Linked DNA regions of Homo sapiens: region 1 is linked to region 2. Evidence: chromatin loops called from intact Hi-C (ENCODE). Cell type or tissue: A673. All regions are shown on one strand. Links, peaks and the distances in the headings refer to the core of each region. The heading gives the core; the rest is flanking DNA.

Region 1 (6,403 bases), core at 1,404-6,403, 930 kb after region 2:
TCTGGATAGTTATGGTTAAAGGTGGTTAAGATGGTTAAATGTCAATGAATGAAGACGAGGACATGGTTTTCATCTTTTGTAGACCAATTCACTTCAATCATTTTTTTTTCTTTCGAGACAGGGTCTCACTATGTTGCCCAGGCTGGAGTGCAGTGGCATGATCTTGGCTCACTGCAACTTCTGTCTCTCAGGTTCAAACAATTCTCCTGCCTCAGCCCCCAAGTAGCTGGGATTACAAGTATGCACCACCATGCCTAGCTAATTTTTGTATTTTTAGTAGAGATGGGGTTTCGCCATGTAGGCAAGGCTGGTCTTGAACTCCTGACCTCCAGCGATCCACCCACCTCAGCCTCCCAAAGTGCTGGGATTACAGGCATGAGCCACCCTGCCCGGCCATAACTTCAATCATTTTCTTTCATGAAAATGAAATGTCACCTTGAAAGTATCAACCAAAGGAATCTGGGTAACAGTGTGAGTTAGCTACAGGTGAAATAACTCTAGGTCTGAGGTTCTTGGTTGGGTCAGAACATTCTCCCTCAGGTACTAAAGAGACAGGTAGTATGCATGGCATAAATGCCCTCAGGCAGAATCTCTTTTAAGCAGTTTTGCAATATCATTTGCTCATTATAACCCAAATTAACACATTAATTATTTCTCCAGAAATAAAGTTTTCTAGAATAAAACTGATGTCTTTCTGTAGTTACCGGCTCACCTGCAGGCTGGTCACTCTACAGCAGCCTGGCTCCATGTCTCCCTCAATCACTCCTTCCTCCCTTTTTAGGATAATAACATCTCCCTTCCTGGATCCTCAAGCTCAGCCTTACCCTCCTGGCCCCAGATACTGGAGTCCAAAATTGCAGACAGCAACACAGAGGAGACGGCAAAGGGCATCCCCATTACCCGTGCTTTAACAGGGACCCAGGGAACAAGCCAGGGTTCGCTTGGTAGGCTATCAAATAGGGGAAGGGAAAGAGGCAGGTAAATGTGAGGTTTCAATTTAAATTTCTGAACTCCCTTGTGTATAGCAGTAATATTAATGGCTACCACTTCCTGAGTGTTTAACTGTGCTAGCTCTTGGGGTGAATGCCTAAATGCATCACCTTATTTAATTCTCAAAACATTCATCTGTTCCTCTCCCTGATCACCAGACTATACAGTCTAAGGAGTCTCAATTTCCTTACCCTCATCCACACTGCAGAGCAGAGTTCTAAAGGCCAAATAAAAAATAAAAGGAGACTCATGAAAGATCAGCGTGGGTCCAAATAAGGAAAGGGAGCAAAACCTCCATGAAGGGCATTTAATGTCAGAGAGAAACCGTACACCTGGGGCAGAGATGATGAGCACGCCGGGCCCGCCAGCCTGACCCGTTGCAGCGTCCTGTGGTTTGTGAGGCCTCCCTCGGTGGAGGAGTGACAGCAGCAGCTCAAGCTTCCCCTCCCCGGGGGTGGGGGAAGACAGTATAACGTCCACGCAGCCTGGTCATGCACCCTGGCTTCTGCAGCCCAGGCGCAAACATTCAGTTTAGGGCTTTCCTGACATGTCAGGTCAAATGGCCCCCTTTCCTCTTCAGGTAGGAGCTAGTGAACCGTGGAGGATGAAGAATTCTCGCTGGAAAGGCAGGCCTGAAGTCCGGGAGGTGCAGATCTCTCTGTGGTCACTGGGCCAGAGATGACCTTGGACTTCTCATTTTAGGGAAGGAGCCGTTCCTGTAAACTGCAGATGCCGCACAAGTGCACGTGGATGAAAGAGTAAGAGAGCACCAGGCCTCTTACGGAACCCATCTACATTCTGGACAAGACCCTGAAGACATCGAGGTTGAAGCTGAGTTCCCGCCACCTTCATAGGGCCTCTTGGCCTAGTGGCCAGGATCACAGGCAGTCCTCTAACCAACAAAGACTCTAGACTTCCAGACAAGATCATCTCCTCCATCCAACCACAACCTCCCTCCTCCAGGCCGTGGTGGACAGACAGTAAATATTTCCAAGTCCCTACATCCTGAGAGTCCTCGCCAGAGGGAGAGAAAAAGCCCTGTCTCCCACCCACCAAGAGGAGAGAACCAGCAAAGTCCACTCCTCAGAGATCTCCAGCGTCTCTTAAATAAGCTCTTCCTTTCCATTTTCATCTTTCCATTGTATAGCACCCACCCATTTACTTATACAAATATAAAATAGATTTATATAGATTTATATAATATAGACCTTTGTGAGGCAGAGTGCAGGGGGGCCGGGAGCAGGCCCTCCGGGCTATTTACAGATGTACTGGTCCACGATCTCCGTGCACTTCTTACACCTGACGAAGCAGCACCAGTGGAACTTGCAGTGGCAGCGCTCCACCTGCACGCTCTTGAACTGGTTGTAGCCACGCCCGCAGCACATGAGCTCACAGCCATCCATGCCCTCCGAGGTCTTGTTGCAGAGGCGGCCCTGCGTGCCCAGGGAGCCCGTGCTCTCGTTGCGCAGGCAGTAGTCGGGGCTGGGGTCCACATAGACCAGGTCCTCCGGGGTGGGCTGGGTGAAGCGGCTGTTGACCAGCTCCAGCCGGCCCTTGCGGGTGACGCGCATGGCGGCCGCGCTGTCGTACTTCTCCTTCAGCCGGTCCCCGACCTTGCGGAACTCGGCCAGCTGCAGCCAGCAGGTCTTGAGGCTGCAGGACCCCGAGACGCCGTGGCATTTGCAGGCTACGTCTGCCATCTTATACACAGCCTAGGGGAAGAGAAAGAAGGCAGTAAGAAGGAGGATCCCGGTGGAAGAGGCCCAGAGGGTGGCTGGGGTAGCCACAGGCCTAGTACACAGGAGGGGCCGGTAGGGTAGGGGATAGATAGCTTTTCAAATGCATGCAAAGATCTTTCCAAGATGCTCAGGTGCTCAGGGGGAAAACATAAAAGAGGCACCACAGAAAAGAACCCTGGGGCGGCAAGGCAACTTGTCCCCATCAGCCGGGAGGATGGCACCAGGCACTTTCACTTTCTACTCTACTGGTTTCTCATTCCTCAAAACCTGTTACAATCAATGCATCCTTTTCACAATCGGAAAACAAAGATATCTCCATCTTGATCAAAGCCTCAAACAAATAAATAATAACCAACAAAATACAGCCAGGCACTGTGGCTGGTGCCTGTAGTCCCAGCTACTGGGGAGGCTGAGGAAGGAGGATCACTTGAGCCCAGGAATTTGAGGATGCAGCAAGCTATGCTTGTGCCACTGCACTCCAGCCTGGGCAACAGGGCAAGACTCCATCTCTAGAAACAAAGCAAAACAAAACAAAATAACAAAATGTGTCCAGCTTTTGCGTAATAGGAGCACAAGTCAGAAAAAAGAATCCAATTGTATCACAAGCCTATCACAGAAATCACTGGCATAGCCGTGGTTAGCCCAAAACTCTCCCTGATCCTGTCAAATACCCTGAGAATTAAATGGTCCCTTTCCCCATGTTACCATGTAGTCACTAACTCCATAGAGTCATCAGGAGTCTTGCCATACACCATCCATTTGTGAGCAAGACCACCGTCTTCCTCCCGAGCAGCCCCCAGACGCCCCCTTGGGAGAGCTGGAGTAACACAGTGAAGCAACGTGCAAGGGAACTGCAAGCAGCTGGGCCTGCCTGCAGGAGCGGTTCATCTAAAACAAGTCTACCCCAGAAGTCACAGAACCGCCACAACGTGGAGTAGATTTGAACTTGAGTTATCCCAAATCAAAATGTAAAAGCAAGAGCAGACCAGAAAGCTGCTTACAGAGTGCTTTTCAACGGCAGCATGCTGACGCACCATGGCAACCAACCCTGGCAGCAGGCCTAGACGTGCAGATGGCGGGATGAAAACGCAAGCCGGCTGCAGAGCATTTTCTTATGCATGGCTATTGTCACCAACTGAGTCAGGACTCATTTTTCAAGGGTTTCTCTTAGATTTCTTTTCAAGAGCCCCCAGATTGTGTCTTTATTCAGAGCTAAGCAGAGACCACTGCAGGTGCAAGAGACAGCACAGCCATCATCAGTGCATATGACTGTTGGCAAAAGTCTTCCTGAGTTTTTTCTGGTACGGAATTATTCCCACTATTTTATGGTGGAGAAACTGAAGCTCTAGAGAGGCTCACTAACCTCCAAGGCCACCCAGAAAGGACTCAGAATAACAAGCACTTATCCACTCCAATCTCGGGGCTTAAAGCTGGCTTAGAGCAGAGGAGGAAGGAAGGCTCTCCCCAAGGTTAAAGGCACCAGCACTTAGCCGGGCAGCTCCAGGTCCAAGACATAAAGGAACTGACACCCCATCCTGACAGACACTTCAAAGATGGGGCCTGCAATGACCCTTCCATCCCAAATGCCCTGGGTCTGAGCTGCAGCCTGACATTCCTCTGGAAATGGTCCTTGGCTTAGAGATGGATGACAGGCGTCTGGCACTGCTGAGAGGAGGAAACATTAAGGGTTGGAAACTGTGCACTTTGCCACTTAGCAACTCGGAGCACGGATAAGCATCTCTTGCAGGGGCAAACACTCAGACAGAGTTGGGGAAGGAGAGTCGGAGCAAGACCCTGCAGGGCAAGGACCAGAATTTTAGGAAAACAAATCCAAGAGGAAGTGCACCAGCTTAAACACCCCCTCCATCCTTCCCTGAATTCAAAGACATTGTAGAGATAGGAATATCTGCAATTTTTTTCATATTTTACTACTGATTTTATATATATATATGTATATATACAAAATCTCCTTTTGTAGATATATATATATATATATAGGCTCCTTTTGTAGGCGATAGGGGGAAATGCCGATTTTCAGCCCAGACTGCTAATTCAAAAAGCAAAAAAAAAAAAAAAAAAAGCTTTCAAAAATGTTTTAGTTCGCCGGGCATGGTGGCTTATGCCTGTAATCCCAGCACTTTAGGAGGCCAAGGCGGGCGGATCACCTGAGGTCGGGAGTTCAAGACCAGCCTGACCAACATGGAGAAACCCCGTCTCTACTAAAAATGCAAAATTAGCCCAGGCGTGGTGGCACATGCTTGTAATCCCAGCTACTAGGGAGGCTGAGGCAGAAGAATCGCTTGAACCTGGGAAGCAGAGGTTTGCAGTGAGCCGAGATCGCGCCATTGCACTCCAGCCTGGGCAACAAGAGCGAAACTCCGTCTCAAAAAAAAAGAAAAAAGTTTTAGTTCTACGATCTGTCCCTGGAAAAGCGCCTCTCAGCTCCTCTTCCACTTCTATCTAATGGTGTGCTGAGCCTGGTGACAGACAGGAATGTTACAGGATTAGGCACCAGGCTTTTATCTGGAAAATGCTTAGAAATCCTTGAGTGGCAAAACACCATCAGCCACTGGTGTTGCCGCCACCGTCTAAGAAGGAGCTACTAGATGCTCTTGCAGGCCAAGAGAAACTTCTGGCAAAGTAGCCTAAGATTTACTCTGTGTCAAGACATCAGATCCTGGATAATCTTTTTTTCTTTTTAATATGGTTCTAAAATACTTGTCTATTTTCCATCCCAGCCATCACTCAGTCCTTGCTGGAGAACTTTGTGTGTAGGTGTGAGGAGGCAAGCAGTGAATACCTCTGGCCTCAGATGGTGACTGATGGCCGAGGCCTGTTCCTTGGAGAGAGGATAAAAAATAAAGGGGGCCAGGAATTCCCAACCTGAAGCAGGCAGAGGCAAAGGGAGAGATAAGGAGTTAAGGAAGAGGAGAGGTGTGGGGCCTGAAGGAAGGGGCTAAGCGGGGAGACAGACAGGGAAGGTGAGCAAGCCAGGAACAAGCCTGATGGGAGGGAAGGCTGCCAGATAACAGCCCGGACAAGACAACAAACAATTAAGGGCAATAAAGTGAGACCCAGCAGCAGGGGAAAGGGGAAGAGTGGGTGTCACCTGCCTGATCACAGGCACGTGCAGACACCACAGCGCAGCTCAGCAGAGCCACAAGCAGCCTCCGTGAATCTGACCTCTCCCGAGGAGGCAACACGGAACTCCTCTGTGTATATCCATTTGTCCCACCCACATACAGCACATACAGGGTTGAAGCAAAGGGGCAGAGAGGGCAATCCCTGCCCACAGGAACCTACCGCCAACCTACCAAGGCAAAGGTAGATAGAGTAAGGAATACCTGAGAAGAGCAAGAATGCCCGATTGAAGATCAGGTGGGAGAAAAACTACTAACAATGGGGACTGGGGAGGGCAGTGTTTCAACTAAGATTTCAAAAACTGGATCGACTCTGGGCAGTCAGGAGATAAAGTGCGGATCTTAACCCCTTCATTGACATCTCTACTCCTCAGGCCCAGACACCCAAAGACGTGGGCAAATAGACTGGGAGACAGCCAAGACACCTGAGAGACCGGGTGGCTCCACACACGCCCTGAGCAGAAGTCATCTGAGATGGCTCCAGGCTCTCTGCCCTGGGTTAGCCTATCATAATCACAGATCAGCAATTGCCAG
Region 2 (7,888 bases), core at 397-5,396:
GAGGGATTTTCTGAGATTCCTGACTGTTCCATTGCCAGACCATGCATCAAACTAATATGTATCAATATGTCCTACAGAAAACGGTTTCTGTGGCTTGAGCAAACCTTGGGAGTAGGATTTCCAGATCACTGTGAACATGTGTCACCTTTGGGGAAGAACTCACATTCTCAAATTCACTGGTCCCAGTTTTGAGGGCACAGGTCAGCCTCTGTTTAAAAGATGAATTGGCACCAGCCTACTGTCTACATGAAAAACACCTGAGGGGAAAGACACTGTCCTGGGGACCAGTAACACAGTTAAAACATGGCTCAGACAGACAGACAGACAGAGATATGGTTGTTTGTGCTGTTTGTCTTCAGCCTACTGTTGCTTCCCATTCAACAGAGAGAAAGATGGGGTTGGGCCCGAGGCAGGCCTGCCACCTGTCCTTTCCTTTCCTTTGCAGCAGGATAAAGGGGGCAGGCTGCTGCCCAGGGCCTGGCATCACGAGGGGTGCTCAGCTTGCTGAGCAGAAGGCTTCCATTCCTAACGTGCAAATTATCAGGGATGTTTTATATGCTCATCTAGAAGATGAGACAAAGGAATTGCTGAAATGATGATGTGGCAAAGAATGCTGATAGGGTTCAGAGGAGATGGGCTGAATTCTGGAGACTGGCAGGCCTTGGCTGGTAGCAGGTTGAGGGTGGGGGCTCACTATCACTGATATGGATGGGATTTGGAGGTGTCCAGGTGGCAGCCTTTGAGGTGGGTAGGGTGACGTGAAACCACTTAAATAAACAGCTGGCGGTCCTGCAGGTCCTCACACTCCCTCCTCTTAATGTGGTCTGATGGCTCGCACAGCTATGGCCTGAAGATTGGATGATGGCCTCCTATCCTAGAATCACCATCTTTTTTAGGAAGATTCACTGTTGGTAAACTAGAGGGGTTAATGGCACATTCACAATCAGCTGAAGCTTTTTTCCTCATTGGTCAAAAATATGAGATACACACGCTCACACACCAAAAAGGCAAGAGCTTTGGAGAGAAGCGAGCAGCAGCAGAGCAAAGCACTTCATGTCTTTTGGTCACAGGCCTCATGGAAAAGCATAAAAATGAAGCACTCTCTCATCAGAGCAGTGCACACACATGCCCACAAGCTCACATTCAGTACTGTGGGCTCTACAGCACCCGGGTGCCGGTGTCCAGCTCTAGATCACCCCCCAGACACTCTGCCTGCGTCGCCATCATTGGCATCAACTTTCCTTTCCCATTCTCCAGCTGCTGGAATCATTCTCTCCAAACTGTGCGTCCCTGCTCACCCCATCCCCCATCTGACCCACTCGGCTCCCTGTTTTATCCTTAAAAGTACAGCACATCTGAGGGCTTTTCATCACATCAAGTTCTCTGCCACCTAAATTCTCTCCTTCCCTCTACCTTCCTACTCCCAGCCTCCCTTTAAGCTCTCTCACTTGCCGACCACCATGTCACTTCTGTTACCTTTTCCCTCTGCCTCTCCTGATTTAAGTTACCACCATCTGTTCAGAAATCCTTTTATCTCCATTTGTTTCCCCGTCTCTAGGTCTGTCTCTGGGTTTGGGGCTCTGTGGAATTCTTCCTCCTCTTCTATAATATAAAGTGACCCGAGCCTTCCTTGAACTGGAACTTTCATCTCATGAACCTTTTGCTTCAAAGAGCTCAGGGCCAGGTCCTTTACCTTTATTCTAGGTATAGAGCAGAGCATTGAGCTTGCCATAAATAAGAGATCTTCAAAATAACAGTACCCACCACTTTCGGATGCTCTGCAAATGTTCCACCCTATTCTCTCTGTGTTCCAGAGAAGGTCATAACTGAGTTTGATACCTGCCCAAAATGTTCTCATCCTGAAGGCTAAAAAAAAATTCTTAGTTTCGGTGGCAAGTGATCTATTGTTAAAAGAGCAGTTATAAAGCAGTCCCCTGTGGTGAATCTGTGTGGCTGGGGCTTCATGGGAGGCAATGGAGTGAAGAGGAGTGAGAATTGGCTGAGGCCACCTGGGGAAGCAGGTAGAATCCATCCAGCAAGTGAGCACAGGAGGGGGTGTCCTCAGAGCAGAGCTTCCGTCAAATTGAGCCCCAGCCCCTTAAGACACAATAGAGCTGGGAGGGATTAGGATGCCCAGAGGCAGAACCGTATATGCTGGGCTGGGCCAGGAGGAGTCAAGCAGAATTCTAGAGTATTTTGGTCTGGGACAACCTGGGCCCCAAGGCCTCAACTACCGGTTCAGTTTCTACTGGTACCTGCCCCTGCTCCCGTCCATTCTAGCAGGCTGGGAAGACCATTTTGTGGTTTCACTTTTGAGGCAAGGGCTGACTTAGTTAACAAGTTCAAAGGTCTTGTCTTCTCTGTTTGCAGCAGATGTCTCGGTCACATTAAGAACGGAACCTGCATGGGGAGTGTAACCTGGTCAAGCGGGCAAGGTGGTCTGGCCTGGACCTGGGGATGGCCTTAGCAGCATGCTTCTCTGAGCTTCTGGGCCACGGGGCTACTCAGTGTCACCTAGTTGGCCCCTCCAACCACAGTTGTGTCAGGGCTAGGGAGTCATCCTCACCTGCATCTTTTTAATCTTTCTCCTAGTAGGTGACACCAGTCCATTCCCATACCAAAGGAGAACCACCCATTGTGTTGACAGCCACATTGCAGGCTCTGGAGTCTGAGCTACCTTTGCCACAGACCCCTGCCAGGGAACTGGGCATCTGCCAAACAGACTTCCTTAATAATGGCCCTCAATGAGCTCAGAGGCTCCAGGGGGCCTGAGAAGAGTGGGGGCTAGAAGGTGATGGAAGAGCTGGGAAGGTGTGGGGCTGGATCTGCTGCTCAAGGCCAGATGCTGGTAGGGACATGGAGACATTTCGAGCCTGGGAGATGTGCTAACGGCTCTCACCTGGAGCTCTGTGGGGCCCATATGTGGCCAAGATTTATGAGCCAATCTGTCTGTGCTGAATCAGCCCCAGCTCCCATTTCAAGGCCTGGGAAGGGAGCTGCAGGGGAGGAGCAGCAGGAGAAATAAAGAGGGATTGAAGGTGTGAGAGGGGAAACAGCAAGTGCTAGAGGGGCCTCACTGCACTTGAAAACCAAGTGTGTCAAAAATGAGATGCAATCAGTAAACTGGTATCACGTCCGGATTGAATCTGTCTGGAGCCCTTCTCCCACCCCACAGAATATGTCAGACTGGGCTGACAAAGAGTAGAAAAACTGGATATTGAATCTGGGCAGCACCAAGAGCCACAGGTGGAAGAACCCAATCCATCATGAGGCTGGAAGGCCCACCGTACTGGGGCATTTACTCAAAGATGACAAAGATTCCGGCCATGCGTGTGCCCCACTGTTTTCAATGAGCAGGAATCTTGTCTTCCTCAATCTTTTCTATAAAGTAATTTTCTTACAGTCTAGTACAGGCTTCCTGGCCTTTTTTTTGTCTTGAAACAATAGGATGAATGATATTCATACATGTAGCACATTCCCTAAGGTGTTCTCAACAAGAGGATGAATGATCTTCATACATGTAGCATACTCCCTAAGGTGTTCTCAGATTTTGACAAAACACAAAAAATGTCAGTATGTAAATAATTCATTTTCCTCATAATGATATATCAAAGACATCTGCTCCCTTCAGGCATCATGGATGAGTTGTAAGTCCACCCGGATCTCACCCATTCATAGAAGCATTTTGTAATGCAAGTGACAGAGTGATGCTATTATGTTACAAGGACAATATTAATTTGTTTTATTTTTTAAAGAAACTATTCACAAACTTTGGAATTTCAGCTCTCAGTAATAAATTATTTGCTATCACTATCCAGCTGCTCTGGATGTACCACTGTGTCATGACCTCAGGGTGAAGAACCATTGATTTAGATCCCTGTTCCCGACCCTTGGACCATGGGTCCTGGGTGAGGGAAGAGCAGCCTGGAATTCTAGAATTCTAGAAAGGGATCCATGAATCCATGTGTACACCAAGCATTATACTACTCTGAATAAACAGCCTTGTCTTGCATTCATATTACCACTTTTCAAACATACACAGATGTGTAGGAATTTAAATTTAAAAGCTTTGCTGAATTCATAGTAGTTCTTACCTTGATGTGTTTTCTCAGTCAAAAACTATCAAAAGTACCATCTTGACAGAATTAGAGACTACAGTATGGAGAAGACAGTGGAGATGTAAGAATCAAGTTTTTTGGCTGGGCAAGGTGGTCAGCCAAGTGAGAGGATCTCTTAAGTCCAGGAGTTCCAGACCTGCCTGGGCAATATAGTGAGACCCCATCTCTACAAAAAATAAAAATATTAGCCAGACATGGCACTTATAGTCCCAGTTACTTGGGAGGCTGAGACGAGGCTGGAGTATCACTTGAGCCCAGGAGTTTGAGGCTACAGTGAGCTATGATTATGCTACCACACTCCAGCCTAGGTGACAGAGTGAGATCCTGTCTTGAAAAAAGAAGAGGGAAGAGAAGAAGAAGAAGAAAAGGAAGAAGAAGGAGGAGGAGGAGGAGAAGAAGGAGGAGAAGGAAGAGGACAGGAGGAGGAGGAGGAGAGGAGGAAGAGGAAGAGGAGAAGGAGGAGGAGAGGAGGAGGAGGAAGAGGAGGAGGAGAAGGAGGAAGAAGAGGAGGAGAGGAGAAGAAGAAGAGAAGGAGGAGGAGGAGGAAGAGGAGGAGGAAGAGAAGGAGGAGGGGAGGAGGAGGAGAGGAGAAGGAGGAGAGGAGGAGGAGGAGGAGAGGAGAAGGAGGAACAGAAGAAGGAGGAGGAAGAGGAGAAGGAGCAGGAAGAGGAAGAGGAGGAGGAAGAGGAGGAGGAAGAGGAGAAGGAGGAAGAGAAGAAGGAGGAGGAAGAGGAGGAAGAGAGGAGGAGGAAGAGGAGAAGGAGGAGGAGAGGAGGAGGAGGAAGAGGAGAAGGAGGAGGAGAGGAGAAGGAGGAGGAGAGGAGAAGGAGGAGGAGAGGAGAAGGAGGAGGGGAGAAGGAGGAAGAGAAGAAGAAGGAGGAAGAGGAGAAGGAGCAGGAGAGGAGGAGGAGGAGGAAGAGGAGAAGGAGGAAGAGGAGGAGGAGGAAGAGGAGAAGGAGCAGGAAGAGGAAGAGGAGGAGGAACAGGAGGAGGAGGAAGAGAAGAAGGAGGAGGAAGAGGAGGAAGAGGAGAAGGAGGAGGAGAGGAGGAGGAGGAGGAAGAAGAGAAGGAGGAGGAAGAGGAGGAGGAGGAGGAGGAGGAATAATAATCAAGTTTTCCGATTGCATATGAAGGGCAGTATTTTAGGAGAAGAAAGCAGACCAAGAGCAGCAGTAGGAAATTAGGCCAGTGGTTCTTCAAGTGAGGTCGGTCATTGGACCACTAGCATGGAACTCTCCAGGAGTTGCTGGCCAAAATCTCTAGAGATGAGCTCCTTAATGAACTCCTTCATGGGTTCAGCTAAGTTTAAGAATTGCAATTACTGGTTCAGACTACATTGTAAAAAAAAAAAAAAAAAAAAAGAGAAGAAATTTCTTCTACATATGAGTAGCAGCAAGACATTGCAAAGTACTTTCCAAGATATTTTAAAAGAAGAAGGCATGCACTTGTCTGATGGCAGGACCATGCACAGATGACCCATTTCAAGGTTCAGCTGAAGGGACCACAATGTCCACTCCCAACCCATATTTTAGGCATTTTTCTTGGTCACTGTCACCCAGTCCCAAGGCTGGCGCTGGAGACGGACTTATGGGATCCCCCAACCTAATTAGTCTCTTTGTTGCTTTCCGAAAGCCCCCAGAGGCTTTGGAGACTTGAAAATAGGAAGATGACGGCCTTTGCCACAGTCACTTTCAATTAGACAATGATTTTTTCTGTTTATAGACTTCATAGAGATCTGAAAATACTACTACTCCTTCTTGTGGAGGGACTACAGGAAGCTCTCTGATTAAGATAGATTTTTAAAAATGGTTTCTTGGCAATATCTTCAGATTAGAAATAAATTGGTGATTAAAAATAGAATGAATGTTAAATCTTTTCAAGATGTCATAACAATATATAGCAGCAAGATTTCTTTTCTATAGAAATATATACATAAAAGCCCAAAACAGGGACTTTTGAGAATTATTTAAGAGGCATTGAAAACTGCAAGTTAAAAATAGTTTTACCAGACCCCAGGAGGAGCAAGTAGAATCGGCAATTATCTAACAAGAACCAGGGCATAAAGATCTTTTAAGTCCTGTCTCAGGGACCTAGACAAGAAGACAGGTCAGCTCTCAGCTCTGCAGTGCATGGCAGTGGTTAGGAGTATAGCACCTCAAGTCAGACCACAGACCTGCCTTGCCTTTTAATCCCAGTGTTACCTCTGAGCAGTTTTGTGACCTTGGGCAACTGACAACTCTCTAAGCCTCAGTCTCTCATCTGCAAAGTGGGAATAATAATAGTAGTAGCCTATCCTCATCCTCATGTAGGTACTTGGGAGGATCACTCAAGCTAACATTCGTAGGCCTCTGCTCACCCTATCTGGCACAGAGTAAGCACTGGTGCATGGTAATCATTGCTGATATAAGGATTTCTACCACTTTCACTGTAAACCAAGGACTTTCTGTAATGCCAACATATTCAGGACACTTAGGAAGAGCTCTCTTTCGATGGGGTCAGAGAGGGAAAGAAGGCTGTTGCTTAGGAGCATTAAACTTCTGGATTTTAATCGTGGGTGTCTGTTAAGTCCCTCATCTGAGATTCAACCTTCTCCAGGAGCTATCTCCTGCTCCCAATTTCTCACAGCAGGTAATTCCCACGCCCACCACACTTTGCCAGCTCATTATATTCTGTCATAGATTTTCCTTTAATCTCTTCATGTGCACAAACTCCATCTCCCCAACCAGACTATACATTTCTCCTGGATTTAGTTCACGCCATACGCCTTATTTTTCGATTTTTTCCATCTCTCTGAGCTCAATACACAGTATATACGTAGTGGGTAAATAAGTAAGAACAAGAGTATGTGAATATGTAGGTCACTATTAGCTCTCTTCTCTTTCTTCCTTCTAATAATAGCAGTCATAATATTAGATGAATAATAAAAGCTTCTGCATATTGAGTCCTTTCTGTGCACTAAATGAAACACTTTAAATGTCTACCTCCCCGGACCATCCACAACACCATGTGACCATGCTCTGGGTGGTTGCCAAGAGAATTGTGACGAGAAGAGCAACACCTAGGGACACTCAGAAACACGCTCTGAGCAAGATGCCATCAGCTCCAGATCCTGAACTGAAGACACCAACCTCCATCCCTTTTTACCCATCACAATCCAACGGATGGTTTTAGTGCTCCTGTTATCAAAGATTCCCCAAAGCAGAGATTTTGGGAGCCCCCAAAGCAGATTTTTAAGGACAGGGGACTTGTACCTTAGAGGGGCACAGGTTGAAAATTCCTTCCAGGTGTTTCCCATATGTCTTCTAAGGTTGATCATAACGCACATTAAGAAATATGTATTCTACTGCAAGTCAGGTCTGCATCTCAGCTTTTTATGAAACAATGTTTACGTTCATGTGAGACCCTCTGATGTTTTCCTATTCTATTTCATTCTTTCTTTAAAAACGATGCTTGTGAGAATGTGAAGAAATTGGAACCCTTATACATTGCTGGTGGAAATGTAAGATGCTTTAGTCTCTTTGGAAAACAGTTTGACAGTTCCTCAAAATCTTAAACATATTGTTACCAAATAATCTAGAAATTCCACTCCGAGGTACCTATCCAAGAAAAACAAAAGCCTACATCTATAGGAAGACTTGAACATGAATGTTCATAGCAGCATTATTCATAGGAGCCAAAAGATAGTAACAACCAAATGTCCATCACTGATACATGAATACACAAAATGTAGTATATCCCTACAATGGAATATTATTCACCATAAAAGGAAA

The links. Peaks named below come from ENCODE experiments on the same cell type or tissue, not always from the same donor. Only the 100,000 strongest peaks of a DNase experiment are listed, where the experiment ranks them.
Region 1: a loop joins it to region 2, with 5 times the contacts of the local background. A loop is called at or near these places in 11 of 110 quality-filtered maps.

Annotation. Positions count from the first base shown.
Region 1 is chr12:1,642,093-1,648,495 of GRCh38, reverse strand. It overlaps WNT5B (Wnt family member 5B), which reads right to left. Exons shown (of 5, transcript NM_032642.3): 5 at 1,284-2,702. The coding sequence ends at 2,244. Among named protein-coding and RNA genes, the nearest start is that of MIR3649, 15 kb to the left of the region's middle. RefSeq lists enhancers at 903-1,403, 1,404-1,904. In A673, for the core only: no CTCF peak of the experiment used is centred there; a DNase peak (open chromatin) is centred at 3,765.
Region 2 is chr12:2,569,629-2,577,516 of GRCh38, reverse strand. The region is part of intron 13 of CACNA1C (calcium voltage-gated channel subunit alpha1 C); the gene reads right to left. Among named protein-coding and RNA genes, the nearest start is that of CACNA1C-AS2, 99 kb to the left of the region's middle. In A673, for the core only: no CTCF peak of the experiment used is centred there; no DNase peak of the experiment used is centred there; H3K27me3 peaks cover 1,517 bases.